6 separate regions of the Homo sapiens genome follow, and all the other regions are linked to region 3. A link is an interaction called in ENCODE POLR2A ChIA-PET data of the cell type or tissue named here. Cell type or tissue: MCF 10A. All regions are shown on one strand. Links, peaks and the distances in the headings refer to the core of each region. The heading gives the core; the rest is flanking DNA. Region 1 overlaps ADAMTSL4 (ADAMTS like 4). Region 2 overlaps ADAMTSL4-AS1 (ADAMTSL4 antisense RNA 1). Region 3 holds the start of GOLPH3L (golgi phosphoprotein 3 like). Region 4 overlaps ARNT (aryl hydrocarbon receptor nuclear translocator). Region 5 overlaps ARNT (aryl hydrocarbon receptor nuclear translocator). Region 6 has its middle 16 kb from the start of ENSA.

Region 1 (4,783 bases), core at 285-4,284, 140 kb before region 3:
TCCAGCGGCGCTCTGTGGTCTGCCTTGGGAGTGGGGCAGCCCTCGGGCCAGGCCAGGGGGAAGCAGGAGCAGGAACTGGGCAGAGCTGTCCAACAGGAAGCCGGCCCCCTGACATGCGCGCCTGCAGCCTGGGGCCCTGTGAGAGAACTTGGCGCTGGTACACAGGGCCCTGGGGTGAGGTAAGCTGAGCGCCTGCTGAGAGCAGGAAGGGGGTGCCAGTCCCAGTGGGATTCCTTGTGGGCACTTGGGGTGCTCTCTGTCCTCCCCTCCCCTCATCACCCTGCCCTCCCCCTACACTAGTGCTCCTCCGAATGTGGCTCTGGCACACAGCGTAGAGACATCATCTGTGTATCCAAACTGGGGACGGAGTTCAACGTGACTTCTCCGAGCAACTGTTCTCACCTCCCCAGGCCCCCTGCCCTGCAGCCCTGTCAAGGGCAGGCCTGCCAGGACCGATGGTTTTCCACGCCCTGGAGCCCAGTGAGTGTCTGGCTGCGCTGTCCTGCCCTGCTCAGCCTGGGCCCCTAGGGGAGGGGAGCTCCTCTCGCTGTACCCCCTCCAGGTCTCTCTGTGCCCCAGAATAAGCCCAGCCAAGCGTTACCACTGTCCTACTTCTTATAGACTTGGAGGAAAGATGGGCCCTCTCCATTTGGGATTTCACAATGTCCTAGGAGGGTCCCCACCACCACCTTTTGGGGAGAGAGGTGGCAGCCAGGGGTTAAGGAGAATCCCGGGCCTGGCAAAGGTCTGATATGATGGCTGGGGTCGCCCCAGTGTTCTCGCTCCTGCCAAGGGGGAACGCAGACACGGGAGGTCCAGTGCCTGAGCACCAACCAGACCCTCAGCACCCGATGCCCTCCTCAACTGCGGCCCTCCAGGAAGCGCCCCTGTAACAGCCAACCCTGCAGCCAGCGCCCTGGTAAAGAGCCCCCTCTCCCCAATCCCCAATACAGTGGATTAGCTGAAGTATGGGAGGAGATGAGAAAGGACCAGTGGGAATGGGCAGCACACCCATTCCCAGACGGGTGGGTCCTGGTGACTCTCTTGTGCCCACTGGCCTCCTCTGTCCCCAGATGATCAATGCAAGGACAGCTCTCCACATTGCCCCCTGGTGGTACAGGCCCGGCTCTGCGTCTACCCCTACTACACAGCCACCTGTTGCCGCTCTTGCGCACATGTCCTGGAGCGGTCTCCCCAGGATCCCTCCTGAAAGGGGTCCGGGGCACCTTCACGGTTTTCTGTGCCACCATCGGTCACCCATTGATCGGCCCACTCTGAACCCCCTGGCTCTCCAGCCTGTCCCAGTCTCAGCAGGGATGTCCTCCAGGTGACAGAGGGTGGCAAGGTGACTGACACAAAGTGACTTTCAGGGCTGTGGTCAGGCCCATGTGGTGGTGTGATGGGTGTGTGCACATATGCCTCAGGTGTGCTTTTGGGACTGCATGGATATGTGTGTGCTCAAACGTGTATCACTTTTCAAAAAGAGGTTACACAGACTGAGAAGGACAAGACCTGTTTCCTTGAGACTTTCCTAGGTGGAAAGGAAAGCAAGTCTGCAGTTCCTTGCTAATCTGAGCTACTTAGAGTGTGGTCTCCCCACCAACTCCAGTTTTGTGCCCTAAGCCTCATTTCTCATGTTCAGACCTCACATCTTCTAAGCCGCCCTGTGTCTCTGACCCCTTCTCATTTGCCTAGTATCTCTGCCCCTGCCTCCCTAATTAGCTAGGGCTGGGGTCAGCCACTGCCAATCCTGCCTTACTCAGGAAGGCAGGAGGAAAGAGACTGCCTCTCCAGAGCAAGGCCCAGCTGGGCAGAGGGTGAAAAAGAGAAATGTGAGCATCCGCTCCCCCACCACCCCGCCCAGCCCCTAGCCCCACTCCCTGCCTCCTGAAATGGTTCCCACCCAGAACTAATTTATTTTTTATTAAAGATGGTCATGACAAATGAGAAATGAGCTCTTCCTTGTCGGCTATGGACCCCTCAGCAGTGTGAAGGCAGAAGGTAGGGTGGGCAGGGGAACAGCATTAGAGCCCAGGAGAGTTTGGGTCAGAGAATCCCCGCCAGCCCCAGGCCCTGCAGGCTGGTCATGGGCCACTAGAGGTCACCAGTTCTCCCATTTGAGGTGTGGGGCGCTGGGTTCCAGAGCTGAAGGAAGGGCTGCGCGGCCGCGGTGCGCTTTTTGGTGGGTCGAGTCTCTCTGGGAAGTCTCCGGGTATCTGCGCCTTTCCGCTGGGGCCTGAGCGAAGGGCAGTTGGCTTGTCGAAGCTCTTTTTTCCTGTTCCCTTTCTCTAGCCCTGCCTTCTGTCTCCCTTTCTGCCGTACGCATATCCCTACGCTCTGGGGCTTCTTCTGGGGTGGGGAAAGGGAAGGGATTCCTGCCCCGAGCCCTTCCCCTGGAGGAGGAGGAGCCCGGCCCGGCTCCAGGGCCCTGGGCGGGGCTGAGGGAGGAGCGGGGCAGCACTGGATGTCCTGCCAAAGCCACATTCCTCAGAGATGGCTCAGCCTGGCCTCCTTCCTCCTCCTACTCGCTTCTCTCAAGGTAGAGAACTTGCTAGAGGCGGCCTGAGAGGGGCAGGCCTTTGCCATCACATCCTCTCCCAGACCCCTGCCATTCGGAGACTGAGGCCGAGTCTCTCCTGGAAGCCGGGCTGCCCAGGAGGGGCGGTGCCGCAGGAGCGCCCCCGCTCGCGACTCCACAAGCCCAGCTGAGCACGGCCGGGAATACGGGGCCTGCGGAAACAGTGAACTCAGTGGCTGCTGTTTTCTGAGCACCTGAACCCTGTGGGGGACGACAGAGTTGCCCGAGGCGGCAGGATGTCCCCACACTCGCGGTCCCCCGCACATCTTCCTGTTGCTTTGGGACTCGGGCTTTCTCTGGGTTGAAAGTGGCTGAGAAGGAAGAATTTGGACATCTTAAGAGGAGAGCGAGTGGGGAAGGAGGCAAAAGGGAATGGAGAAGGAAGATAAAACTGACGTCAGCCCAGGGCAGGGAGCGAGGAAAGGGGGCCACAAGGAAAGCCCAGTTCCAACGTCTCTGCTGAGCCTAAAGAGGCCTCAGCAGGGAATCACAGATGTGGGGGGCCAGGGAAACGGGATCCGAGCCCGCCCAGTAGGTATAGAAGGCCGAAGGCAGAGTCCTGAGACCCAGGGAGGGGTGGGGTGGAGGCTGGGGCCCTCCCAGCGATTCCTGGAAGCCCAGAGCTGGGCGGTGCCGGCTCAGCTGACTTCCCCGAAGCTCCCCTCCCTCTGCTCAGGGCTGTTGCTGGGCAGGTTTGGCGTTTGCCCTGAGCCTGAGAACCAATCGCAGGTGGAGGTGCGGTCGCAGCCCCTCGCAGGGCTCCCCGGCTTCAGCACCCCCTTTCTCTTTCTGCCCGCCCATGAGCTCCCTCTCGGCCTCCAGCCTCTGACCTCTCAGGAGGTGGGCTCTCCTCTGGGGGTCTGCTCCCTTTCCCCTCTTATTTTAGAGCTAGGACTCAGTGCAGCCCCTAAGGATTCCTTCCTCTGGTCACTGAGGTCATTATGGGGTCAATGCGGAAGTTCTCAGGAAAGGGAACCCGACCCCAAGCAATCCCTTTTCTTGGCCCCGTAGAGGGGAGTAGTGTGGCCAGACACCTGTTCGCTGACCTCTGAAACCCTCTGGGGGGACTTGGGAGAGCAGAAGCTGCAGCCTGAGGGCAGAGGAATGTGGGGAGGGCCCCTGGGTTTGGTGCACTAGTGGGAATTTAGGGAAGGACTCAGAGGAACTGGACCCCTGAGAATTGAGATGAGGGTGGGGTGGTGATAGGAACAAACTTGATATGCACAAGAGAGATCAAGCATGCAAAAGGCCTGCAAATTGTTGAGGATGCCTCCTTTCTGAGGGTGTGCTGGGGGAGGGGGTTGTGGTTTGAGTATCAGTGACACTAGGGGTGATCTGTGCTCTCACAAGTTCAGCTGGGTCAGGATTCCTCTCCCCTCCCCCTCCCAGCTTCCCCAGGGTAAATACCCACCCAATTTAAGTTGCAGCTTTTGGACTAAATTTAGCTCCTGGACTTCCCCAACCCCCAGGCCTCCCTGTAAGCAGGTGCTCACAGCTGCAGCATGGGTCTGGTGGAGAGTTTGAACCTTCTCCTCACCTCCACTCATCCAGATTCCACCTTTCTGGTAACTAGGAGTGAAGCAGAGCACAGGAATCCAGTGGCTGGCCCAGGGCATAAGTGTCTCAGCCTTAAGCCACCTTCTCCCAGGAAACCTGTAAGAGAAGAGCTCTGGTGGGAGACTCTAGATGGACATGGAGGGTGGTGGGGTGTAGAGAGAACAAGATGCCAGGAGAGCCTCCCTCCAGATTCTCTCCAGCCAGACCCTCTCTCATTCCTTGCTCTCCCCTTGTCCCCAGGTTTACAAATAGAGACTTCATGTTAGCATCTTCCCCACCAGAGTAAACTGACCCAGGAAGCCCTCTCCTCTCTTTGAACCATGGAGAATCATGCTACCGTAGAAATTATGGTTTGGGGAGGTGTGTGTTTCAAGTAGAGGTGGTTTGCCACAGGTAGGTGATGAAGAGCTGTCAGCTTTAAAGGGCAGAGACACCGTCTAAAGGAAGTAGAAAGCCTCAGGAAAGTACCTAAGTCTAAGTCTGTCAACAAGAGACAGAAAAAGTTTGGGTTAACCTCAAAGTAGCCAGCATAAACCCTGAATCTGACTTTTGGGCTTCCTGACCTAGGAGACTGGGAAAACTCAAGAGGGTGTTTCAGGGCTGAGTCTGAAGGAAGAAAGGATTTGAGGGAGGAATGTATAAGATTAG
Region 2 (4,390 bases), core at 1-4,000, 130 kb before region 3:
TTGAGACAGAGTCTCGCTTGGTCACCCAGGCTGGAGTGCAGTGGTGCAATTTCGGATCACTGCAACCTCCTGGCTTCAAGTGATTCTCCTGCCTCAGCCTCCTGAGTAGCTGGGACTACAGGCACGCACCATCATGCCTGGCTAATTTTTGTATTTTTAATAGAGAAGGGGTTTCGCCATGTTGGCCAGGCTGGTCTTGAGCTCCTGGCCTCAAGTGATCTGCCTGCCTTGGCCTCCCAAAGTGCTGGGATTACAGGCATGAGCCACTGTGCCCAGCCCAAACCTTGAATAGTTTTAAGTGTTCTTGCTGTTTTTTTTCAAATGTCTTTCAGGACTTTTCAGCTAAAATTCTGTTTAAACTTTTTCAGACTTTCAAGAAATTAGAAATGCTTTCAAATTCATGATAGTTTTGTGTCATTTATACCCAATCCAGACTTATTTAGACCAAACAGCCTTTTTTTCCTACCAGTGTTTTCCAATTTTTATCTTAAGAGGCAGGGTCTTGCTATGTTGCCCATGCTGGAGGGCGGTGGCTATTCACAGGTGCAATTCTACTACTGATGAGCACAGGAGTTTTGACCAGCTCTATTTCCAACGTAGGCAGGTTCACCCCTCCTTAGGCAACCTGGTGGTCCCCCACTCCCAAGAAGTCACCATATTGATGCGGAACTTAGCATGAACACCAGATCAACATAGCGCACTATAGCCCTGAACTCCAGGGCTCAAGTGATTCTTCTGCCTTAGCCTCCAGAATATCTGGGACTACAAGCGCGTGCAACTGCGCCTGGCCAATTTTCCTGGGTCCAGGAAATGACAGTATTCCTGGTCTTTGTTTAAGGTACACTGTCTTGCAAACATAGGCTTATGTATAATGGTAAGCCACAAGCATTTACTAAGTTTTTTTTTGAGACATAGTCTCACTGGCCCAGGCTGGAGTGCAGTGGCACGATCTAGGATCACTGCAACCTCTGCATCCCAGGTTCAAGCAATTCTCATGCCTCAGCCTCCTAAGTAGCTGGGACCACAGGTGCACACCACCACCCCCATTTTTAGTAGAGAGAGTTTTGCCATGTTGGTCAGGCTGGTCTCAAACTCCTGACCTCAGGTGATCCACCCGCCTTGGCCTCTCAAAGTGCTGGGATTACAGGCATGAGCCACCGCGACTGGTCAAATTTTTCTTTCATACAGTAGCACTGATACATCTTTCATGGTTCATGATGGGGAAAGGAAGATACAGCGACTTCCATCCTGTTTCATACCTGACCCCAACTACCCAGCTTTGAAGTGGGGCAAGGGGCAAGGAAGCAGGTAGCCCAGCACTCCTCCCCGCCATCACCAGGCTCCTCTGCAGAGCTGTTGTTCCTTAAAGCTGACAACAAGCCACCTCATTTCAAAACACACACACACAACCTCATTTTGACACAAAGTTGTTTCCCTCTTTCTGTTTCTCTGCTTTGCCTCATGAGGGATTTCTGAGAAATGAAAAAAAGTCACCTCCCACAGCCGCAGCCTGCAGTTTTGTTTTTTGGTTTTGTTTTTACAGATGAAGAAGAGGGGGGTGGAGGAAAGGAGTATACCGCTTAAGCATCTAGTATTAATCCAAAACTCTGCAAAGTAAGAGAAATGCTCTTCCCATAGCCCTTCACCTGAGGTGTGTGCCCCACTTTCCTTAGATTTGGGCTCTCATGCAAAAGGAAATAAACAAGGTATCCTCCCCTCAGGAAAGTTCAGTAACAAAGCAGTGAAACCGAACAGCTGCTCCCTTGCAGCAGGCCAGCTGTCTCCCCTCCCCCCATTTCCACCAAGGGCCGGAGACGGTGGGAACTGCTCCAGGCAACCTAAAGGATGGCGTTGTGAGCTGAGAAAGGCAGGCCTGATAGATCTGGGCATAGGAGCTTCAGGAATAAAATGCATGTGAATGCGGTGTTTCCCAGGGAGAATTAACCGCATTCTCGCCTTCAAATCTGAATACCTGAGAGTCATAACCAGCCCAGTAGGGTAGACTATGAAATGTATAGCAAAATTTTCAAAACCAGCTCCTCCTACCAGACAAGAAAATTAACATTTTTTAGGGCACAGAACTGAAAGCATTTTTACTGAAATCTAATCCAGGATGAAACCTAACAGTTAAACATTCTTTTCCTTCTCTGCTTCTTTGGCTCTCTATCCCAGCACACCTTGTCCCAGGCTAACTTGAGTAAACATACACATGTGACCACATGAGGGCGGGAAGAACACCAAGTGGGGGTGGTGAAATTCTGAATGGAATGCAGCCCCAGCTAGTTAGGGGGCCCCGGGCTGAGACCTCTGGCACTGGCAGTAGACTTATACAGGCAAAGAAGCCAAAACAATGAGCTCATGGGCAAGAATGCAGCCTGTGGGGAAGTCTGGGCAGCTAGAGCAAACTGGTTTTTTGAATCAGGATGGGAATAGCAATAGTTGAGTCTCCCACGGGAACAGGATCAGGGAGAGTGGAAGCCACCATTCAGTATCTTAGGGTTCCAGTTAAATAACTTTTGGAAGCTCTTATTAAAATTCTGTTCTGCAGACAGCATAGTGCTCTTAGGCAAAACCTTGGTTCCTTTCCCTGACTATGTAAAACCTAGAGGGTGAAGGACCAGTGAGGCTCCAGTGACCTACCTTAGGTGATGCTCTTAAAAGAGCAACTTTATTCAAACCAGGCCTGCCAATGCCAACTCCTTCAGTCTAGATCCAAAGATGGCTATGATCCTGAGATTGTGTGTTTAGGGTCACCACTTTAACATGATACAGGAAGCAATTGAGTCTTTTCTACTTCCTAAACACAGTCCATCCAGTTGTGTGTCATTTATACCCAGTCCAGACTTATTTAGACCAAAGAGCCTTTTTTTCCTATCAGTGTTTTCCAAATTTTATCTTAAGAGGCAGGGTCTTGTTATGTTGCCCATGCTGGAGAGCAGTGGCTATTCACAGGTGCAATTCTACTACTGAGGAGCACAGGAGTTTTAACCAGCTCTATTTCCAACCTAGGCAGGTTCACCCCTACTTGGGCAACCTGATGGTCCCCCACTCCCAGGAAGTCACCATATTGATGCAGAACTTAGCGTGAACACCAGATCAACGTAGCACACTATAGCCCTGAACTCCGGGGCTCAAGTGATTCTTCTGCCTTAGCCTCCAGAATATCTGGGACTATAGGTACGTACAACTGTGCCTGGCCAAATTTTTTTTTTTTTTTTTTTTGAGATGGAGTCTCGCTCTGTCACCCAGGCTGGAGTGCAGTGGCGTGATCATGACTCACTGCAGCCTCTGCCTCCCGGGTTCAAGTGATTCTGGTGCCTCAGCCTCCCGAGTAGCTGGGACTACAGGAATAAGCCACCACGCCCAGCTAATTTTTTTGTATTTTTAGTAGAGATGGGGTTTCGCCATGTTGGCCAGGCTATCCTCGAACTCCTGACCTCAGGTGATCTGCTTGCCTCGGCCTCCCAAAGTGCTGGGATTACAGGCATGAGCCGCCACGCCTGGCTCTAATATTTTTATATAAGGCCTGAGATGGGAAAAACTGAAGTCATACAGTATTCACTGACCAAGAGCGGCGAGCAGAGAAAGAAGGCAGGGAAGGAAGATGGAATAAGAAAATTACCTACACAGTCCATCCCTGCTTCTCCCATCTCCATACACCCAGAGGGTCTTTCCCAATTCCATGCTTTGGTACGTGTTTCTTACTCATCTTTTTTTTTGAGTCTCGTTCTGTTGCCCAGGCTGGAGTGCAGTGGCATGATCTCGGATCACTGCAGCCTCCACCTCCCGGGCTCAAGTGATTCTCCGGCCTCAGCCCCCCAAGAAGCTAGGATTACAGGTGTGCACCATCACGCTCATCAAATTTTTGTGTTTTTAGTAGAGATGGGGTTTTACCATGTTGGCCACACTGGTGACCTCGGGTGATCTACCCACCTCAGCCTCTCCAAGTGCTGGGATTACAGGTATGAGCCACCGTGCCCAGCCTCGTTACTCATGTTTTAAGGTCCAACCTCACATTTCTTATGAAGCCTTCTTTACCACCCTCTACGTCTAGAAGTTGTCACCCTGCTTTTTCCCAACCCTACAATGCTTTGTACAGTGCCTTCTAATTATTTCTGTCCATGTCTATGACTCTTACTAGATTGTAAACTTTGTGTGTGTGTGTGTTTCTTTTTTTGTTAAGATAGGGTCTCACTCTGTTGCCTGGGCTGGAGTGCAGTGGCACAATTTCAGCTCACTGCAACCTCGACTTCGTAAGCTCAAGCGTTTCTCCCACCTCAGCCTCCCCAGTGGCTGGGACCACAGGCACGTGCTACTATGCCAAGCTAATTTTTTTTATGTTTTATAGAGATGGAGTTTCACCATATTGCCTGGGCTGGTCTCAAACTCC
Region 3 (4,783 bases), core at 513-4,512:
CATACAAATAGGAAATATTTACAGATTTAAATATAGAAAGAAAGGAAGGAGTAATGACCAGAAAAAAATGGGTGGGTAATACAGTATCTTTTCCAAAGTACAATAGCTTGGACTTCACAGATGGCACTGACAAAAGATCAAATGAGTAATTCTAAAGTCCAGTAGAAATGCTCATCTTTCAAGCCTGTTGACTTCTTTTTTTCTTTTTCTTCTTCTTTTCTTGAGAGGGAGTCTTGCTCTGTTGCCCAGGCTGGGAGTGCAGTGGTGCGATGTTGGCTCACTGCAACCTCCGCTTCCCAGGTTCAAGTGATTCTTGTGCCTCAGCCTCCTGAGTAGTTGGGATTACAGGTGTGCGCCACCATGTCTGGCTAATTTTTGTATTTTTAGTAGAGATGGGGTTTCACCATGTTGGCCAGGCTGGTCTTGAACTCCTGACCTCAAGTGATCTGCCTGCCTGGGCCTCCCAAAGTGCTAGGATTACAGGCATGAGCCACCAGGCCCGGCCAAACCTGCTGATTTTTTCTGCATAATCTATAAAGAAGGAGTGAATATCCACCATTGTCACTCCTCTTTCACAAAATGGATCCCAAGTTAAGTAAGATGGAACAACAAAAAATTGTGAGCATCCAGCCCCAAAATGCATATAATAATTTGTATCTAATTTCTATAAACGTTCCATGGTACTACATTATAAAAAAACACAAAAAATAGAAAGTAAAAAAGAATACGAAAAACTAAATAGAAATACATGTTCTATATTTCCTTCCCATACCCTAATGACTCATTTCATGTACTCACTTTGGAGATCACAAGTCTAGACGATAACATTCAGAAAATCATGTGTAGTAATTCCACAGTCAGTAAACTTAGCAGCTCTAGTCCTAGCTAGCCATATCTTGCAAATACACAAGGAGCTGCAAACAAAAATTACTGGCAAGAGAGTGTTGAAAGATTAACAAATTTTCTCAATTTAAAAAAAAAAGTCAAAGAACATGTCTTTTATTCTATGTACTACGGTCAAAAGAAACTGCACTAAATCATTTGTGATAAAGTTTATAGTTAGCATACTTTATTTTATATAAATCTAGATATCAGTTTTTAAGATAATATATAACAAATATTTTAAATCAGCAATTATATAAAGGAGTATCTTTTTCAAGATCAAAATAATGGTATTTAAGAGTTGCTATGACTGGACTCGTTTCTACTCCTCTAGCAATATTTCCCATTGCTCCTAATAAGTAGTGTTGCCAGACTTTTTCTCAAAAATGTCTCATGCTTTCTTTCTGCTTCTGCTCCTCTGTACTTGCTGGGGTCTTCACCCTTTTCTCTTCCTCTTTACATTCTACCCATTCTTTAAAGGCCTTGTGAAGGCCTTTAAGTGACCTCCTCTTTTCTATTACCTATGTGTCTCATGGCCACTCCCTCAGCTGTTTCACAGAGCTTTATTTATACTCACTTCCTTTAAAGTATTTATTATAGTCTTTCTCTTGGTATAGCTGTCTCTCAACTGTAAACTTCTTAAGAACAGGGATATTGTCTTCTTGGGTTTATATATTCTCCATAGCAACTAGCACTGTCTTTAACATTGTTATTGCTCGATAAATTTATATTGATTAAAATGAATACTCAGAAGTGCATGTGAACATTTAAAATAGAAATACAAATGAAGTGAGCTACAAAAGTTTTTTTGTACAAGGGTATATTTCAAATATAATTTGTTATGGGAGGTGGGAAGAAAAGTGAAGGAGGAAGAGAACCATGAAATAAATTCTTAAGCGCACTAAGCCTATCTGGCACTGTGAATAGGGACTATTTCCTAAACCAATCCAAGAAACTTTAAACCTTCGCGGGGCAGGGGGGGAGGGGGAGAGGGGGCGGTTTCTTTGAGAAATTAGTTTCATCTGCACATTTACTAGTTAAAAATCCTACTTGAAAGAAAACAAATGGCCCAAATGAATACAAACCTTTCCCTCCCATAAAATAATAATTTTAAAAAATAGAGGTTTTTTTTGGTGGGGGGAAGGGACGTTAGGAAATGTAATTTTCTCGTTGCTTACCTGATGTTACTCCTGGGTTATGGCTGGACGCAGGCTGTAGCTTGTGCTGTATTTTAGAAGGACACCTGTTCTCCCCACCCCACCCCCGTCCTAGTAGGTGAAAAACTTAGCCACGCAGAGAGCACAAACTTCCTGATCCTTCGATGCAGAGAAGGAATAACACATCAGCTTCCTCAGGATCACTAGGCAACCTACCTTGGTGTTTCTTCATTGCGCCAATCAGAAATCACCAAGGTTGAGTCCCGCCAATCGGAGCTCACAGGGGGAGGCTCTCCCCCAGCTATTCTGTTGCGATCCAGACAAACACCACCAAAAGGAGGCAGGTTTGCGTTCAACCTGACAGCTGGTCAATCCAATGAAGGAACCTTGGTGGAAGAGAGGAAAGAGGGCTGCGCTCCCCACCCCCATTAAACCAGCCAATCAAAGCGCTGAGTGAGCTAACATGGGCTGCCAATCTCGAAAGGTTTCTGTGGGTTAATTTCAGCGTAGCAGGTGTGTTGCTGTAGTAGCGTATACTGGGACAATTAAGTGAGATGTGTTGGGATCCAAGCAATACAGCTAAAAATAAATAAATATTTTTACATTGGTTGTTTCTGACAGTCAGTTTATCCTTGACTTGACTGTTCCAGAAAAACATGATCTGGGTCAGTTTGTGTACGTTTATATGGTTTACCTTAAACAGGATGAATACATTTCTACCATCGCATATGTACCAGCATTCCCTATAGCGCTTATTACTGACAAACCCATGGATGTGTATGTTTTTGGAATATGGCTGCTGAAACTACAAGCGGCAAACAGACCAAGTTTTAAGTCTTCCTTTTTCTAAAGCAAAGAAAGCAGGCAAGGCTGGAACTAGCTCCCAGGTTTCTCATTAAAAGCACAGCATTTTTCATACTACCACTCAAAAATTCTAGAAAGTGTGCTCAACTCTTCTTGCAAAGTAATAGCTACCGAAATCATCTAAAAATTAGTATTCCCTATCCCCCCATCCTCCTACCAGCCTTTCAAATGAATGAAGCCATATTTCCTGCTACTTAAATAAAAATTAGAAGCGATAAAAGGGCCTACGTACTGAACAATATTTTATTTATGCTGCAAAAAATGCCATACTTTAAAAATCAGTCTTTTTGTCCTGTAAAAAAAAGCATAGTAAAGGTAAAGCACCAATTCTTAAATTGTACATTATATATTAAAATGTTAATACATTATGTCAAAATATTGAAGAACATTGTTTTAATAACAGCACAATGACAAAAGAGCCAGTTAAATGGTATAATTTTAACATAAGTAAAAAGTGAATCCATACCAAATTTTAATACCAAAGTAAACATTACTGTTTAGAAAAATGGCATTAGAGGGCCTTAACAGTTAGTATATATTTAAAGGAAATATTAAGTAGGTAATGAACAAAATCAATTTTGAAATTTTACTTATTACCGAATCAATTATGACATTTGTACTTTTGCTTTTATTCAAAAGTTCTATTGGATTTATCTCAAGATTAAGGACCACAATATGACAGTCAGCCAAAAACTTAGTTTTAGTGTACAAACTGCTTTAAACTACATATACATCTTCAGAGTTAGGGAAATATAATATAGGGTCCTTCAGTTTAAATGGTGAGAAGAACTCTGCAAGCCTGCAGAACAAAAATAATTTTTATATATGTTCCTTTGGTTCACTAAACTTTCTCCTTTTTGGCACTGACTCTTGACTAGAAGAATCAAAGTGATGGAGGACCTGTCAAAAGAAAACAACTACTAAGAATAGATACTTTCCTGTTTAAATGTCTTTAATTGTAGATTTTTTCATGTATCTGAGATTTCTCTTCTTTTTAAAAAAATTTATGCCTAGCATACCTAGCATAACTATATCTGGGTTTCTTAAAAGTAGAGTAAAATTTATTATTAACATCTTCCAATGGCTGCTGAAAGTATGTACTTGCAAAATGTATAATCTTCAGTAGGGCTGCTCTAGAAGTGAGAAGATAGATTTAACATTATGTCCTCAAAATAGCCAAATATTTCAGAGCAATAAGAAGGGAAAAAAGATTTTAAAATGAACTACAAATAGAAAAACATTCTACCTTGGAATCATGTACGATTTAAATCATGTCTTGCTTTTGTACTCTTGAGACGTTAACATTTGAGTTTTAAAAATAGTCTTAGGTTTTCAGTTGTTTAATTCTAACCTACTAATAATACTAAAATATCTAGTTGGAAAAATATGAATAATTATCTCAGAAATGGCAAATACATTATCTGATTTGGTAAAATAAGGTTCTAAATATGAAACAACTATAGGGTTTAAGTCAGGAAAATATTTTTTTCTCCAGAGGTACTAGGAGGAGACCCTATATTTTTAGGGAACACATGTATTTAGTAAATTATCCTCCTTCTACTTCAGTTTTGATCTCTAGAAAGCTCAGATCAAATTTGTGGCCCAATTTCAGTTCTATATAAACAAAATGGCCTTAGTATTCTTGTACTGTCACTTTCTCATTCTATATTCTCTTATATTTTTCCTGGCACTGATTTTTTTTTTTTTTAAAGACGGAGTCTTGGTCTGTCGCCAGGCTGTAGTACAGTGGCGCGATCTTGGCTCACTGCAACCTCCACCTCCCAGGTTCAAGCGATTCTCCTGCCTCACCCTCCCGAGTAGCTGGGACTACAGGCGTGCGCCACCACGCCCAGCTATTTTTTTTTTTTTTTGTATTTTTG
Region 4 (4,783 bases), core at 392-4,391, 120 kb after region 3:
GATGGGAGGATTGCTTGAGCCTGGGAGGCGGAGGTTGCAGTGAGCTGAGATAGCGCCACCGCACTCCAGCCTGGGTGACAGAGTGAGACACTGTCTCAATGAAACAAACAAACAAACAAATCCCTAAAAGCTAATTAAAATTAATCATGGTAGGGAAAATGATACATAAACATGGAGAAAGCAATTATTTCCAGAAACTCGAGTCCTTCAAACAACTTAAATTTTTAAAAATTTAAACAAAATGGAAACACAAAAATGAAGGCTGTTGTGTAATATAAAGATGCAAAGAGACAAAAATAAAGAACTACAATGACCATGACCATCCACTTGAGTCCTAAGTTAATAAAAATTTCTAACTCAATCCACTCTGTTATACTAAGTTAGTTAGCAAAGAATTAAACTTTACAAGTTCTAAAGACTGAATTGGACAAAACTTGTCACTAGGTATTATTCATATTTGCTAAGTAGTCATAATCTGATCTTCAAGAGGTGGATTCAAGGCCAATTCTACAGAAAGAAAAGATTAAATGGCAAGGTGGTAACCTGACAATTGATACCTACTAGATGGCTACAATAAAAAAAAAAAGGCAATAACAAGTGTTAACAAGGATGTGGAGGAATCAGAGCTCCTGGGAATGCAAAATGATGGGGCAGCTTTGGAAAACAGTTTGGCAGTTCCTCAAAAGGTAAAACAGAGTTACTATGTGGCCAGCAATTCCACTCCTGGGTGGAATTCAAGAGAATAAAAACATATATCCACATAAAAACTAGTAAACAAATATTCATGAAAGCATTTTTTCAGTTCCTTATCCCTATTTTACATATGGAAGCATTTTTGATAACCAAGAAGTAGAAACAACCAAATGTCCATTAACGAACATACAGACAGTATGTGGTATATCCATACAATGAAATCTTATTTGGCAATAAAAAGAAATGAAGTACTGATACATGCTACAACATGTATCAGTACAGATAACCTCTGTAAACATTATACTAAGTAAAATAGGCCAGTTACAAAGGAATTACAAAGTCTATGATTCCATTTATACGAAAAGTCTAGAATAGACAAATTTATAAAGACAACAGATTCATAGTTATACAGAATTTCAGAGCCGGGGGAAAGAACAGGGAATGACTGTTAACTGATCTAGAATTTCTTTTGGGGGAATGAAAATATTCTGAAATTAGACTGCAGTAAGAGTTACATAACTATGTGATATACTAAAAAACACTGTATACTTTAAATGAGTGAGGTATATGGTATGTGAAATATATCTCATAAAACTTTTTAAAAAAGAAACTGAGAAAGAAAACTCAAATAGAAAAGTGCAAAAGAGAGGAACAGTAACTAATGAAAGAGGAGGATGTAGCTATGCTCTAAAGAAAACTGACCAAATCAGGCCCACTGCCTGTTTTTCTAAATAAAGATTTACTGGAACACAGCCCCATTCTTTCATTTGTCTATGACTGTTTTCATGCTACAGCAGAGTTGAGTAGGTGGAATAAAGACCACATGGCCCACAAAGCCTAAAATATTTACTATCTAGCCCCACTTATAGAAAGAGCTTGCCTACCCCTGCTCCAGAGGAAAATCCTGCCAGACTAGAGCAATAAACTGGTGTACAAAACATAGTCCTTTCCAGAAAGAGTTGATACATAGAATTGAAACTAAACCCTTCCATCTCAGGACCTAGTCTCTGAATTATTGTTTGTAAAATCTTACTCTGGCCAGGTGCAGTGGCTTACGCCTGTGATCCTAGCACTTTGGGAGGACGATGGACTGCTTGTGCCCAGGAGTTTAAGACCAGACTCTGCAACATGGAAAAATCCCATCTCTACAAAAAATACAAAAATTAGCCAGGCGTCTTGGTAGATGTCTGTAGTCCCAGCTACTCAGGGGACTGAGGTGGGAGGATCACTTGAGCCTGGGAGGTTCAAGCTGCAGTGAGCCATGATCACACCACTGCATTCCAGCCTGGGTGCCAGAGCGAGACCCTGTCTGAAAAAACAAAACAAAACAAAACAAAACAAAAAAACCTTACTCTACTCTGATCAACTATCCCAAATCCTATAAGCTGGAAAATGAAGAACTTCAAACTAATGGTGTTTAATACTAGAAAAGTAGAGGAGAAAGGGATAGCTTGATAAGACTAAGAAGAGTTGGTACATTAGAAATCCCAACATTGGAAAATGCCTATGTGATATTATGAAATACAACTGATTGCTCAACATGGAGGCTAGGGGCACTGACCCCTGTGCCATCGAAAATTCGACTGTAAACTTCTGACTCTCCCAAAACGTTACTACTAATAGCCTACTGTTGGCCAGAAGCCTTACCAATAACATAAGCAGTTGAACACGTTTTGTATGTTGTACGTATTATGTACTGTATTCTTACAATAAAGCTAAAGAGAAAATGTTATTAAGAAAATCATAAGGAAGAGAAAATGCATTTACAGCACTGTACTGTATTTATCGTTATCATAAGCTTATATCATCTTACAAGATGACTTACAAGATGAGTCATCTATATGAAGTGGCAAGCAACCACAGCTGCAGACTTCATTCTATAGTACATATCAAGCAATTCACCTTTTTCTTATAATGTCATGACTTTTCCCTGCTTCTTGGGAAGACTTCCAGCATCACTAGTGGCACTTCATACTGTTCCCAAATGTTATTCAAGGTTTCAGTATTGCACTCAACACGATGAAAAATATGCAAGAACCATGAGATTTCACTGTTTACTGCAATATGCAATTTACTGGAGTGAATTGCTCATGAAGAGATGATTAGCATCACACAGCATTTTAAGCAAACTGGCAACAATTGAGCAATAGGTGGCTACCAAATTATTACAACAGTACAGTATATACTATAGTTAACTTTACGCGGTTATGATTTAAAACTGCATCTTTACATTTGTTTACATTTCTCTCAACTACAAATGGTGCCATTGTACAAACGGTGTGTATGTATACGTTGTGATACATTTTTATTTTTATTTTTTTTGAGATGGAGTCTCCCTCTGTCACCCAGGCTGGAGTGCAGTGGTGCGATCTCAGCTCACTGCAACCTCCACCTCCCAGGTTCAAGTGATTCTCATACCTTAACCTCCCAAGTAGCTGGGACTATAGGCGTGTGCCACCATGCCCAGCTAATTTTTGTATTTTCTTTTTTTTTTTTTTTTTTTTTTCAGTAGAGACAGGGTTTCACCATGTTGGCCAGGCTGGTCTCGAACTCCTGACCTCAAGTGATCTGCTCAACTTGGTATCCCAACTTGGTATCCCAAAGTGATAAAGTGATGGGATTACAGGTGTGAGCCACTGCACCTGTCCAGCATTTTTACTTTTTATAATAGATTTGTATATGTTGTATGGTAGTAAATGATAAAATAGACTAGAATTTATATATATTTAATACATTCATGTATGACATGGCTAACTTTTTCTAATTTTTTCAATATATCCAGGCTATGTAGCTTATTTTTGGGTTTTTCAAATTGTCACAAATATCAAAAGAATTTTCTAATATATTTACTGAAAAAAATCCATGTATAAGTGGACCTGGATTTTTACCAATTAAAATCTTTGGAATCTTCAGTGTGATAAGTGTCTTTTTGTCTGCTAATGAGTTGACTGAGGGCTGGCAACCCCTAGGTAGCTTCAAGATGGGGGCTCATCTCTGGAAAGATCAAGGTAAAATTAGAGGGCTGGGACTTTTAGCCCTAACCCTCAACCTCATGGAGGGGAGCCGGTACCTAAGGTTAAGTTGATTACCAATGGCCAATGATTTAATCACTCATGGCTACATAATGAAATTTCCATTAAAACCCAAAAGGACTGGGTTTGAGGAGCTTCTTGATAGGTAAACACATGGAGATCCCCGGAGGGTAGCCCACCCAGAAAGGGTCTGAAAGCTCTGCACTCCTTCCTCCTTACCTTGCCCTATCTATCTCTTCATCTGATGTACAAAGTATCCTTTGTAATATCCTTTATAATAAACTGGTAAACATAGGTAAATGTTCCCTGAGCCATTCAAGCAAATTGACTGAACCCAAGTAGGGGGTCATGGGAGACAGCTGGTCAGTCAGATGCACAGGTAAAACAACCTGGGGCTTGCAACTGGCATCAGAAGTGGGAGCAGTCTTGTGGTACTGCATACACAAATTGGGGGATCTGATGCTATCTCCAAGTAGATAGTGAACTGAATTGAATGGAAGGACACCCAGCTGGTGTCCACTACTGATTGCTTGATTTCTTTTTTCTTTTTCTTTTTTTGAAATGGAGTCTCGCTCTGTAGCCCAGGCTGGAGTGCAGTGGCATGATCCCAGCTCACTGCAACCTCCACCTCTCAGGTTCAAGTGATTCTCCTGTCTCAGCCTCCAGAGTAGCTGGGACTACAGGCACATGCCACCACGCCCGGCTAAATTTTTGTGTTGTTGCTTGATTGTTTACCCCCCACATAGGGCATCAGAAGTGTTTTCTGTTGTGAGAACAGAGGAAAAACAGTTTTTTCACACTCCTGTATAATACATACTTCACATTGGTGTTGGTACAGATGATGTACTCAATTTCATCTGAGTAAGGGTTCTGGAAAGTAAAGGAGCTGGTTCTCATCCAGAGCCATTCTTGGTTCTTAGACCGGAACCGGAACATGACAGACAGCACTTGGCCTTTTAATTTCACTACCTGAAAAAGTTTTCATGCCATCAGTGGAACTCATAGAAAATTTTCATTACAAAAATAAATAAAAATTTTCCAATTTCTATAACCCTAAA
Region 5 (4,777 bases), core at 1-4,000, 120 kb after region 3:
CCCATATATACCTACAATGTTTCATGGTCCTCAAATATGAGGACATTTCTCCTCTCCTCCACTCTCTTCAGAATTTCTTTCCAAAAACAAGCCATACTATCCAAGGCAAACAGTGGATGTCAGGTTCTTCTAACCTGCCTCTTGATCTCAGCACAAATCAACACTATACAATTTCAGGTCAGGAGACATAAGGAAAGGTGTTTTAACTTCACCCAGCCTCAAATTTTCAGACAGTCCTAAAAGCCTTGGAGATTCATTCCATTTCTTCTATAAATGTTACCTTAGAGAGGCAACAGAGCAGGGGAACAGCCAGAAGGGAAAGGGGGTACATGTCAGGGGTGAGGGAAGGGAAGGGAGAGGAACTTTTATTCTGTTTACAGAAAGATTTGCTTTTTAAAAACAAACAGTGATTTTTTCTCCCCCACCCCTTATCCTCACCCCAATAGTTCTATTCTGAAAAGGGGGGAAACATAGTTAGATCAGGGAATTCTTCATTGTTGTAGCTGTTGCTCTGATCTCCCAGCATGGACAGCATCTCCTGATAAAAGAAAAAGATTAAGTTTGGGTCACACACCTTGATCTCTTACACTTACCAAGTTCTACTCCACCATTCCCCTGCACTACCATCCCTGACCCCGAGTCTTTGCTGTGCTGAGCTCTTAGCCTTCCTTACTTCCAACAACTTTGACTCCTTTAGATCGCAGCCTTTTTTCCTAATCCCTTCTGTCTTCCTCCTACAGTTCCACCTTTTTCCTTTTCCTAGTTCTCAATATTTTCAAAGGGAGAAAAATCTGCTTGCTGTATTTCATATAACCCCCTATAGACATATATGGAGTCTCTTATCCTATTTGTTTTCCACCAAGACCTGTTTTGCTTTCTTTCAATCTTTGCTTTAAACCAGCTCTTCCTTTGTCCTGCCTAAGATTACTCCATTCACTCTTGCAGTCCCTCAGGACTTGTGTAAATAGACCATTATGGCTATAATCATTATGTTCTATTTCATTTACTTTTTATAATTTTTTAAATGGAACACTTCATGAATTTGTGTGTCATCCTTACGCAGGGGCCATGCTAATCTTCTCTATATTCATTCCAATTTTAGTATATATGCTGCTGAAGCGAGCACTACTTTTTATTTTTAATCATTCTGTCTCTTTTAAACCCAAAGCTACTGTGACTTGGGTATATGGAGCTATTTGAATGAGCTAAAGTAACTTTCTTTGGCATCTTCCTATGGTGCTAAATTTGTCTGTTCTGGTTAAATGGTATGTATCACACTCAATTCATACTCCTTTTTTGTTTGTTTGACAGGGACAGGATCAGGCTAGTTGCTCAGCCTGGCTTTGAACTCATGGCCTCAAGTGATCCCCTGCTTCAGCCTTCTAAGGGGCTGACATCATATACACAAGCACCACTGCATCTAGCTTCTGCAATCTTTTCAATAACTGACAGTGATCCCTACATTTATCCCTCTCTGTCTTCTCACATATACCCCCAACCAAACACCTCAATCCAGGCATGCTTCCTTCACTGTCTCTCCTCCTCCTGGACCCTTTCTCTCCCAGCTTCTAATTTTTGAAAGTCTTTTCACTCTCTTACCTGGAAGACCTCAGGCTGGCCAGGTTGCTGTGCTGGCGGTTGTTGAACATGTTGCTCACTAGAACTTGAACGATGATGAGGCTGCTGGCCCTGCCACTGTGGCCAGACACCCACACCCTCTGCTGTCCGTGTCTGGAATTGTCCTGCAGTCTGTCCAGTCTCAGGAGCTAGAAATACAGCAAGGAAGAATAAACAACTCCAATCTACACAATTCCATTGTGTACTAATGCCACAAGTAAACAACTATAGGTAAGCCATTAATTTTACCTAGGATAACTCTGTCCTTCTCTCTGCCAATCAATGCCTTTTCTATCTCAAAACTCAGCCCTAAATTAATTCTTCTTCTCCAGGCAGCCTTTCCATAGAGTTCTTTACTCATTTAGGTTAAATGTGCATACTATTAAATGTATAAAAATTCACATGATTTTTGTTATATGTGCTAAAGTATTTTTCATGTGGGTAGTTTTTTTTTTTTATTTTTTATTTTTTTGAGACGGAGTTTCACTCTTGTTGCCCAGGCTGGAGTGCAAAGGCGCGATCTCAGCTCACCGCAACCTCTGCCTCCTGGGTTCAAGCGATTCTCCTGCCTCAGCCGCCCGAGTAGCTGGAATTACAGGCATGCGGTACCACACCCGGTAGAGACAGGGTTTCTCCATGTTGGTCAGGCTGGGGTTGAACTCCCAACCTCAAGTGATCCGCCTGCCTCAGCCTCCCAAAGTGCTGGTATTACAGGCGTGAGCCACCGCACCCAGCTGGTAGGTTTTAAATTCTAAATAGATTGTCACCTTGCATTTCCCTACAATCAGGTCAGTGTACCCACAACACAGGCAAACAACTTTAACTACCAAATCCTTTCTCTTTAGTGGTGCGATTTTCCTGTTACTCTCCTTATGGTCTGGACTCACCAAAGTTAGATCCACGATTGGTGAGACTAGGGTAGGCAGCAGCACCAGGCGATGCAGTTGGGGCACCAGGGAGGGACATGGAGCTGAAGGAGGATGGAGTCTGAAAGCTGCCCACACCAAACTGGGAAGTACGAGTCTTAGCAGTAGCCTGGGTAGCCACCTGCTAAAGAGAGATGGAGAGGGGATATAGAACAAATACAGCATTAACATCATTGCACATACCATGCCTATGAGAGTCAACACTGTCAATCACTGCATCCTTCTGAACCAAGCTCATCACTTATTTCCTATTGTATATTTCTTCCAATTAACTCTCAATCTCTCTTGACACTATTTTTTAGGCAGCTGAGATAAAATTACAAAAAAGCAATGAACTATGGGATTAATAAAAATTGTAAGAATTAAATGAAAGCATCTTATAAACTGTGAAGTTATATAAAACTAGAGGCATTCATAACAGTAAAGTATTATATGCAGGCCAGGCGGGGTGGCTCATGGCTCATGCCTATAATCCCAGCACTTTGGGAGGCCAAGGCAGGCAGACCACCTGAGGTGAGGAGTTCCAGACCAGCCGGGCCAACATGGTGAAATCCCCGTCTCTACTAAAAATACAAAAATTAGCTGGGCATGGTGGCACGTGCCTGTAATCCCAGCAACCCAGGAGGCTGAGGCAGGAGAATCACTTGAACCCGGGAGACAGAGGTTGCAGTGAGCCAAGATCGCGCCACTGCACTCTAGCCTGGGCAACAGCGAGACTCTGTCTCAAAAAAACAAACAACAAAAAAAGTACCATATGCAGAGAAAAACTACTCTGCACCATTATTCTGTCTGTTCTGCATTCATTTGTTCCTAATGATGTATTTTTTATAAAAACTATTTTCTCATGAGAGTTCTGTATATGCATTATAGAATATTCAGAAAGTGAAGGAAAATATAAAGAAAATAAGAATCATTCATAATTCCATGGTTAACATGTTTGGATAATTTCTTCCAGTTTCTATTTTCTCATGCATTTTGTACACAATTGAGATCGTATTGCATATAACATTCTGGAACCTGCTTTTGGTTTTGACTTTTTAAAACTATTACTTGTATAACATAAATATATAGTAATATTAAAGAATCTTTCTTTAGACAGTGTATTTATTGTGCGTTATATTATATATATGAATATTATAAAAGAATTTTTCGGCTGGATGCGGTGGCTCATGCCTGTAATCCCAGCACTTTGGGAGGCCGAGGAGGGCGGATCACGAGGTCAAGAGATCAAGACCATCTTGGCTAACACGGTGAAATGCCGTCTCTACTAAAAATACAAAAAATTAGCCAGGCGTGGTGGCGAGCACCCTGTAGTCCCAGCTACTCGGGAGGCTGAGGCAGGAGAATGGCATGAACCCAGGAAGCGGAGCTTGCAGTGAGCCGAGATCGCGCCACTGCACTCCAGAGCCTGGGCAACAAAGTGACAGTCTGTCTCAAGAAAAAAAAAAAAAAAGAATTTTTCAGCCAGGCGCGGTGGCTCACGCCTGTAATCCCAGCACTTTGGGAGGCTGAGGTGGGCGGATCACAAGGTCAGGAGGTTGAGACCATCCTGGCTAACATGGTGAAACCCCATCTCTACTAAAAATACAAAAAAAAAAAATTAGGCGCAGTGGCGGGCGCCTGTACAAGTCCCAGCTACTTGGAAGGCTGAGGCAGGAGAATGGCGTGAACCCGGGAGGCAGAGCTTGCAGTGAGCCAAGATCGCACCACTGCACTCTAGCCTGGGCGACAGAGCAAGACTCTGTCTCAAAAAAAAAAAAAAAAAGAATTTTTCAACTTTTTTGTAAACAGACATCACTGTAAGTTAGTCATTAATTTTCTCCTTTGCTCCTGCCTTATGGAGTCCTAAACAAAGAGGAAACATCTTAGAATTTACTCCAAAACAAATCTGAAAATCAGACGTGCTCAAAACGTTCCAAGTGAGCAATTCTGATTTAAGGTGAAAACCACAGACTCTACTGAGATTTTTTTTTATTATCTGTGATTTTTAATTAGCTACTCTCAACAAAGATGGAAATTGGAAACCGGAGAACAGGGGTTGGGGAGAAGGTATTTAAAATAGAAAACACTGATTTTACATACGGAAAAAAGCCCAAACAAACAAAAAATAATACACAGGGAACACACAGATGATAAGTTTTACCTGGGCAGAAAAGCCTGAGCGGGTAGTAGGGGTCCAAGTTGGGGTTGCTCCTTGGGTGGGGTTGGAGTGGCGGGAAATCTGGGCCAACATC
Region 6 (4,783 bases), core at 485-4,484, 84 kb before region 3:
CCTGACCTCAAGTGATCCACCTGTCTTGGCCTCCCAAAGTGCTGGGATTACATGCTTGAGCCACTGCACCTGGCCCCATATAGAGTTTTTATTGTCATTATTCCCATATTACAGATGAAGGGACTAAGGCTCAAAGGGTAAATAAGTCTGTTCTTAAATAGTGACTTCCTGAGACACAGGAGATGTTTAAGAACAGTACTGGTAGGTGGGAAGTGGCATTTTGGAGCAGGAGTGAGAAGCATGAAAATGTAGCAAGAATAGAAAAGGGTGGGAAAACAGCAAATTAAGAGGAAGAAAAATGCAGGTCCTAGCAAGAATTGCTACTCACCACTGCCAGAGTCTGGGCCATGTTCTAGGTGTGTATTTAAACAAATCTCCATAGCAACCATCTGGTTTCTGTTTTTCTATGACAACACGGGCTTGCATTTCTAAATACAAGCACTGGTGAGGACAAGTGTGGGCTGGGGAAGGGAAGTGGGACCGCTGAGTCAAGGGGAAATTGCGCAAAAAAGGCAAAGGTTCTCTTGGTATGCCCTCATCTATCCCCTCCCAGCACACCCTCAAGGAAGGGGTCTTTCCTTGACTCACAGCAGTCATTGTTAAGAGCTGAGCCTTGTATGCACTTTGTCTTTTGTTTTGGAGACAGAGTCTGGCTCTGTCACCCAGGCTGGAGTGCGGTGGTGTAATCTTTGCTTACTTAAACCTCTTCCTCCGAAGTTCAAGCAATTCTCTTGCCTCAGCCTCCCGAGTAGCTGGGACTACAGGCGCCTGCCACCACTCAGTTAATTTTTAATTTTTTTGTAGAGACAAGGTCTCACTACATCGCCCAGCCTGGTCTCAAACTCCTGGGCTGAAGAATTCCTCGTGCCTCGGCCTCTCAAAATGCTGGCATTACAGGTGTGAGCCACTGTGGCCAGCCCATGATATCTTATTTTTACCAATTATGTAAATTCCTATCTAATTAGGGTATACCCTTGGTGCAAGAGGGGGAAGGGTAGATGCTTTTGCTTCTCATTTTCAACCCAGGTGGCACTTTTGGAGATACTGAGGGTAGAGAGAGGTTGGAGGATCTCATCTGATAAAGGTGTGGTAGCCCCAGAAAGAAAGGTGAGAAAAAGGCAGCTAGGCATGGAGATGCAGGAATAAGAATAGATACTGCCATGAGGACTAAGTGGGCCCAGACCTGAGTTAAAACAGCCCCCCATCCCCGCTTTTTTTTTTTTTTTTTTTGAAATGGAGCCTCTCTCTGTCACGCAGGCTGGAGTGCAGTGGCGCGATCTCGGCTCACTGCAAGCTCCACCTCCCGGGGTTCATGCCATTCTCCTGCCTCAGCCTCCCGAGTAGCTGGGACTACAGACGCATGCCACCATGCCCAGCTAATTTTTGTATTTTTAGTAGAGATGGGGTTTCACTGTGTTAACCAGGATGGTCTCGATCTCCTGACCTCGTGATCCTCCCGCCTCGGCCTCCCAAAGTGCTGGGATTACAACAAGAGCCCCTTTCTTAAGCATAGTGATTCTCAACCAGGCAACCAGGCAACTCCAGGGGGCATTTGGCAATGTCTGGGGACTTTTCTGATTATTCTGACTAAGCAACTAATGGGTAGAGGACAAAGATGCTGTTAAACATCCTGAAATGCACAGGACAGTCCCTGCAACAAAGAATTACTTGGCCCAAAATGTCAGCAGTTCCAAGATTGAAAAACCTGAGTAAAGAGATGCTGGTCCTACAGGAAACGTCTCCTTTGTCCATTGCAGGAGCACCAGTGTGACAGATAAAACCATTTGAGGGGGGCCGGGCATGGTGGCTCACGCCTGTAATCCCAACACTTTGGGAGGCCAAGGTGGGTGGATCACCTGAGATCAGGAGTTCGAGACCAGCCTGGCCAACATGATGAAACCCCATCTCTACTAAAAATACAAAAAATTAGCTGGGTGTGATGGCTACCTGGGAGGCTGCGGCAGGAGAATCGCTTGAATCTAGGAGGTGGAGGTTGCAGTGAGCCGAGATTGCGCCATTGCTCTCCAGCCTGGGAAACAAGAGCAACACTCTGTCTAAAACAAACAAACAAAAAACTATTTGAGGGGGATATACCAGAGATGCCTGCTTGTTCCCCTGGGCCCTGAGTCCCTCTCAGACTTTCAGACCAAGTATTTTTAGTTTACTTCTGACAAAAATAAATTCAAGCCAGAATCCAAATTTGCTGTGAAATCAGCTGGTTCTAGAGAATAGGGTATTTTCCTATACCCTTCTTGGTATAGGCAAAACTGCCCCACAGAGGCTGTGCAATCAGGCAAAGGCATGCTCCTCTTGGCCTTAGTTTCACCATTTGTAAAACGAGTACACTGAACTCAATGATCTCGAATGTCCCTTTAGTTCCAAAACTCTGTACTTTTGGACATTTAAGAAATATCCTGGGCTGTACAGTTTGGGTCTGTAAAAAAGGAAATGACTCAAATGCAATAGAGGAAGCCTAAGGATGACTCAGACTTCCCTAATCATAAACGACACTTCAGACATGGACCTTAACGTCAAACCAGGATTCATGATCACTAAATGACTTTCCTTTTGTACGTGTGAGCAGGTGGCGTTCACCAGGGGTGAGACTTTATTGACAGTAAGTTGCCTCTGCCAAAAAACGCCCTCATATGTCTGCTGATGTTTGAATTTCTCCTATGCAGAGTTTTGTCTCCAGTTAAAAATGTAAATACTGTTGTTTCTTGTTGGAGCTCAGAGGAAAAAAAGATAACTACTCTAGGATATGTATCAATTTGATGCTACTTTATTTTATTTATTGAGACAGGGTCTTGCTCTGTTGCCCAGGCTGGAGTGCAGCAGTGCAATCACAGCTCACTGCAGCCTCAACCTCCTGTGCCCAATCGATGCTCCCACCTCAGCCTGCCATTGCTGGAACTACAGGCACATGACAACACGCCTGGCTATTTTTTTTTAATTTTTCAGACAGGGTCTCCTTACATTGCCCAGGCTGGTCTCAAACTCCTGTACTCAAGTGATCCTCCCCCTTCAGCCTCCCAAAGTGATGGCATTACAGATGTGAGCCACCTCACCCCAGCAAGTTGATTTTTAACAAAAGATAACAGCAAAACCCCAGATAAATTAGCAAACTACCTTCACAGCTCGATGTGAGAACTCTCTTAGTTTTATTTATTTATACACAGAGTCTCATTCTGTTGCCCAGGCTGGAGTGCAGTGGTGCAAACACAGCTCACTGCAGCCTTCACCTTCTGGACTCAGGCTATCCTCCAGCCTCAGCCTCCCACGTAGCTGGGGCCACAGGTGCATGCCATCATGCATGGCTAATTTTTTAATTTTTTTGTAGAGATGGGGGTCTCATTTTGTTGCCCAGGGTGGTCTCGAACTCCTGGGCACAAGCCATCTTCCCCTCCCAAAGTGCTGGGATTACAGGCATGAGCCACCACCTGGCTCCAATCTAAAATTTTATATTCTTGCTACAATGTTTTGAACTTCCAGGTTAATCATTTCTGCTTCTAAATCATCTGCTCTTTGACCTTATAAAGAGTTCTCTTAAAAATAAATAAATAATAGAGAAAGAAACAAAGAATTCTCTTGACCAGAGGTTTTTTTTTTTTTTTTTTTTTTTTTTTTTTTTTTTGAGACAGGGTTTTGCTCGTTGCCCAGGCTGGAGTGCAATGGCGCAATCTTGCCTCACTGCAACCTCTGCCTCCCGGGTTCAAGAGATTCTCCTGCCTCAGCCTCCCTGGTAGCTGGGATTACAGGCGCACGCCACCACACCCAGCTAATTTTTTGTATTTTTAGTAGAGACGGAGTTTCACTATGTTGGCCAGGCTGGTCTCAAACTCCTGACCTGACCTCATGATCCACCCACCCCAGCCTCCCAAAGTGCTAGGATTACAGGTGTGGGCCACCGCGCCTGGCTTGACCAGTTTATCACAACTTCCTTAGCCTATTTTCTTATCTAGCTATAATCAGAGAGATTCTTTAATCTTTCACCAGCACTTTCATCCCCTTGCTTCCTTCTTAGTATACTTTATCTGTCTACAAATCCTGACTCAGGATCTAAACAATAATGTCGTCCCTGCTCTTGTACCCAGGGAGCTAGGTGCTTCTAGAGAAAATAGCACAAAGATATGGATTGGTACCATTACATGTTCATGGTACCAATCTGTTAGAACCTCAACATTGCTTGCTTCCTAACCACCCCTCCCCACCTTTTTTAAGAGATGGGGTTTGGTTATGTTGCCCAGGCTGGAGTGCAGTGGCTAGTCACAAGCACGATAATTGTGCACTGCAGTCTCGTCCTGGGCTCGAGATCTTCCTACCTCACCGTCCCAAGTAGCTGGGACTATAGGCGTGTGCCACCATGCCTGGCTTTTATTTTTTGTACAGATGAGTTCTTACCATGTTGTCCAGGCTGGTCTGGAACTCCTGGACTCAAGCAATCCTCCTGCCTCAGCCTCCCAAACTGTCGGGATTATAGGCGCCTGAGTCATTGGGCTCCGCCCCTCCTCTCTTCTATGTCCTTTTATGGCTATACTTTTTACACTCCCACCTCTCTAACATCCTACTTTACAAGTCTGACTAAAGCTGTCAGACAACGACTCCTATAAATTACTTAGCCCCAGTCAAAAACAATCAGCTGGGAGTTTACTGTTATATTTTCGCCTTGAGTCTCCAGCAGGATGAGGCATATATAGTCCTACTTGAGACCACTTTCTCACTCAGTTGGCTTCCCAAGTAGACTAACCCCACCACCTAGTAGAGTGGCTGGCACACGGTAAGT

The links. Peaks named below come from ENCODE experiments on the same cell type or tissue, not always from the same donor. Only the 100,000 strongest peaks of a DNase experiment are listed, where the experiment ranks them.
Region 1: POLR2A ChIA-PET joins it to region 3 with 80 read pairs; 30 of 35 experiments call an interaction of 5 or more read pairs at or near these places.
Region 2: POLR2A ChIA-PET joins it to region 3 with 26 read pairs; 30 of 35 experiments call an interaction of 5 or more read pairs at or near these places.
Region 4: POLR2A ChIA-PET joins it to region 3 with 11 read pairs; 9 of 35 experiments call an interaction of 5 or more read pairs at or near these places.
Region 5: POLR2A ChIA-PET joins it to region 3 with 16 read pairs; 9 of 35 experiments call an interaction of 5 or more read pairs at or near these places.
Region 6: POLR2A ChIA-PET joins it to region 3 with 10 read pairs; 22 of 35 experiments call an interaction of 5 or more read pairs at or near these places.

Annotation. Positions count from the first base shown.
Region 1 is chr1:150,558,987-150,563,769 of GRCh38, forward strand. ADAMTSL4 (ADAMTS like 4) reads left to right here. Exons shown (of 19, transcript NM_019032.6): 16 at 1-179; 17 at 301-480; 18 at 775-919; 19 at 1,074-1,947. The coding sequence ends at 1,210. It overlaps ADAMTSL4-AS1 (ADAMTSL4 antisense RNA 1), which reads right to left. Exons shown (of 4, transcript NR_104133.1): 3 at 4,116-4,231; 4 at 1,909-2,236. Among named protein-coding and RNA genes, the nearest start is that of ADAMTSL4-AS2, 3.7 kb to the left of the region's middle. RefSeq lists enhancers at 852-1,021, 1,821-2,010, 2,801-2,980, 2,807-3,658, 3,659-4,512 and 2 more. In MCF 10A, for the core only: CTCF peaks have their summits at 1,111 (motif pointing left) and 2,092 (motif pointing right); DNase peaks (open chromatin) are centred at 1,105, 2,165, 2,525, 3,195 and 1 weaker place.
Region 2 is chr1:150,566,072-150,570,461 of GRCh38, forward strand. All of the region lies in intron 2 of ADAMTSL4-AS1 (ADAMTSL4 antisense RNA 1), which reads right to left. It also overlaps the pseudogene RN7SL473P and the pseudogene RN7SL600P. Among named protein-coding and RNA genes, the nearest start is that of ADAMTSL4-AS1, 6.3 kb to the right of the region's middle. RefSeq lists enhancers at 1,027-1,737, 1,247-1,636, 1,738-2,449. In MCF 10A, for the core only: a CTCF peak has its summit at 2,155; DNase peaks (open chromatin) are centred at 1,820, 2,330, 3,400, 3,690 and 1 weaker place.
Region 3 is chr1:150,694,932-150,699,714 of GRCh38, forward strand. GOLPH3L (golgi phosphoprotein 3 like) reads right to left here and starts at 2,223. Exons shown (of 5, transcript NM_018178.6): 1 at 2,061-2,223. HORMAD1 (HORMA domain containing 1) reads right to left here. Exons shown (of 15, transcript NM_032132.5): 15 at 3,129-3,803. The coding sequence ends at 3,723. In MCF 10A, for the core only: no CTCF peak of the experiment used is centred there; a DNase peak (open chromatin) is centred at 2,380.
Region 4 is chr1:150,818,652-150,823,434 of GRCh38, forward strand. It overlaps ARNT (aryl hydrocarbon receptor nuclear translocator), which reads right to left. Exons shown (of 22, transcript NM_001668.4): 14 at 4,543-4,694. Among named protein-coding and RNA genes, the nearest start is that of CTSK, 13 kb to the left of the region's middle. In MCF 10A, for the core only: no CTCF peak of the experiment used is centred there; a DNase peak (open chromatin) is centred at 2,270.
Region 5 is chr1:150,811,573-150,816,349 of GRCh38, forward strand. ARNT (aryl hydrocarbon receptor nuclear translocator) reads right to left here. Exons shown (of 22, transcript NM_001668.4): 19 at 4,687-4,777; 20 at 2,505-2,667; 21 at 1,600-1,766; 22 at 1-538. The coding sequence ends at 449. It also overlaps the pseudogene RNU6-1309P. Among named protein-coding and RNA genes, the nearest start is that of CTSK, 5.7 kb to the left of the region's middle. In MCF 10A, for the core only: a CTCF peak has its summit at 1,727; a DNase peak (open chromatin) is centred at 1,709.
Region 6 is chr1:150,611,205-150,615,987 of GRCh38, forward strand. No RefSeq gene overlaps it. Among named protein-coding and RNA genes, the nearest start is that of ENSA, 16 kb to the right of the region's middle. RefSeq lists an enhancer at 289-583. In MCF 10A, for the core only: no CTCF peak of the experiment used is centred there; DNase peaks (open chromatin) are centred at 487, 2,077 and 2,527.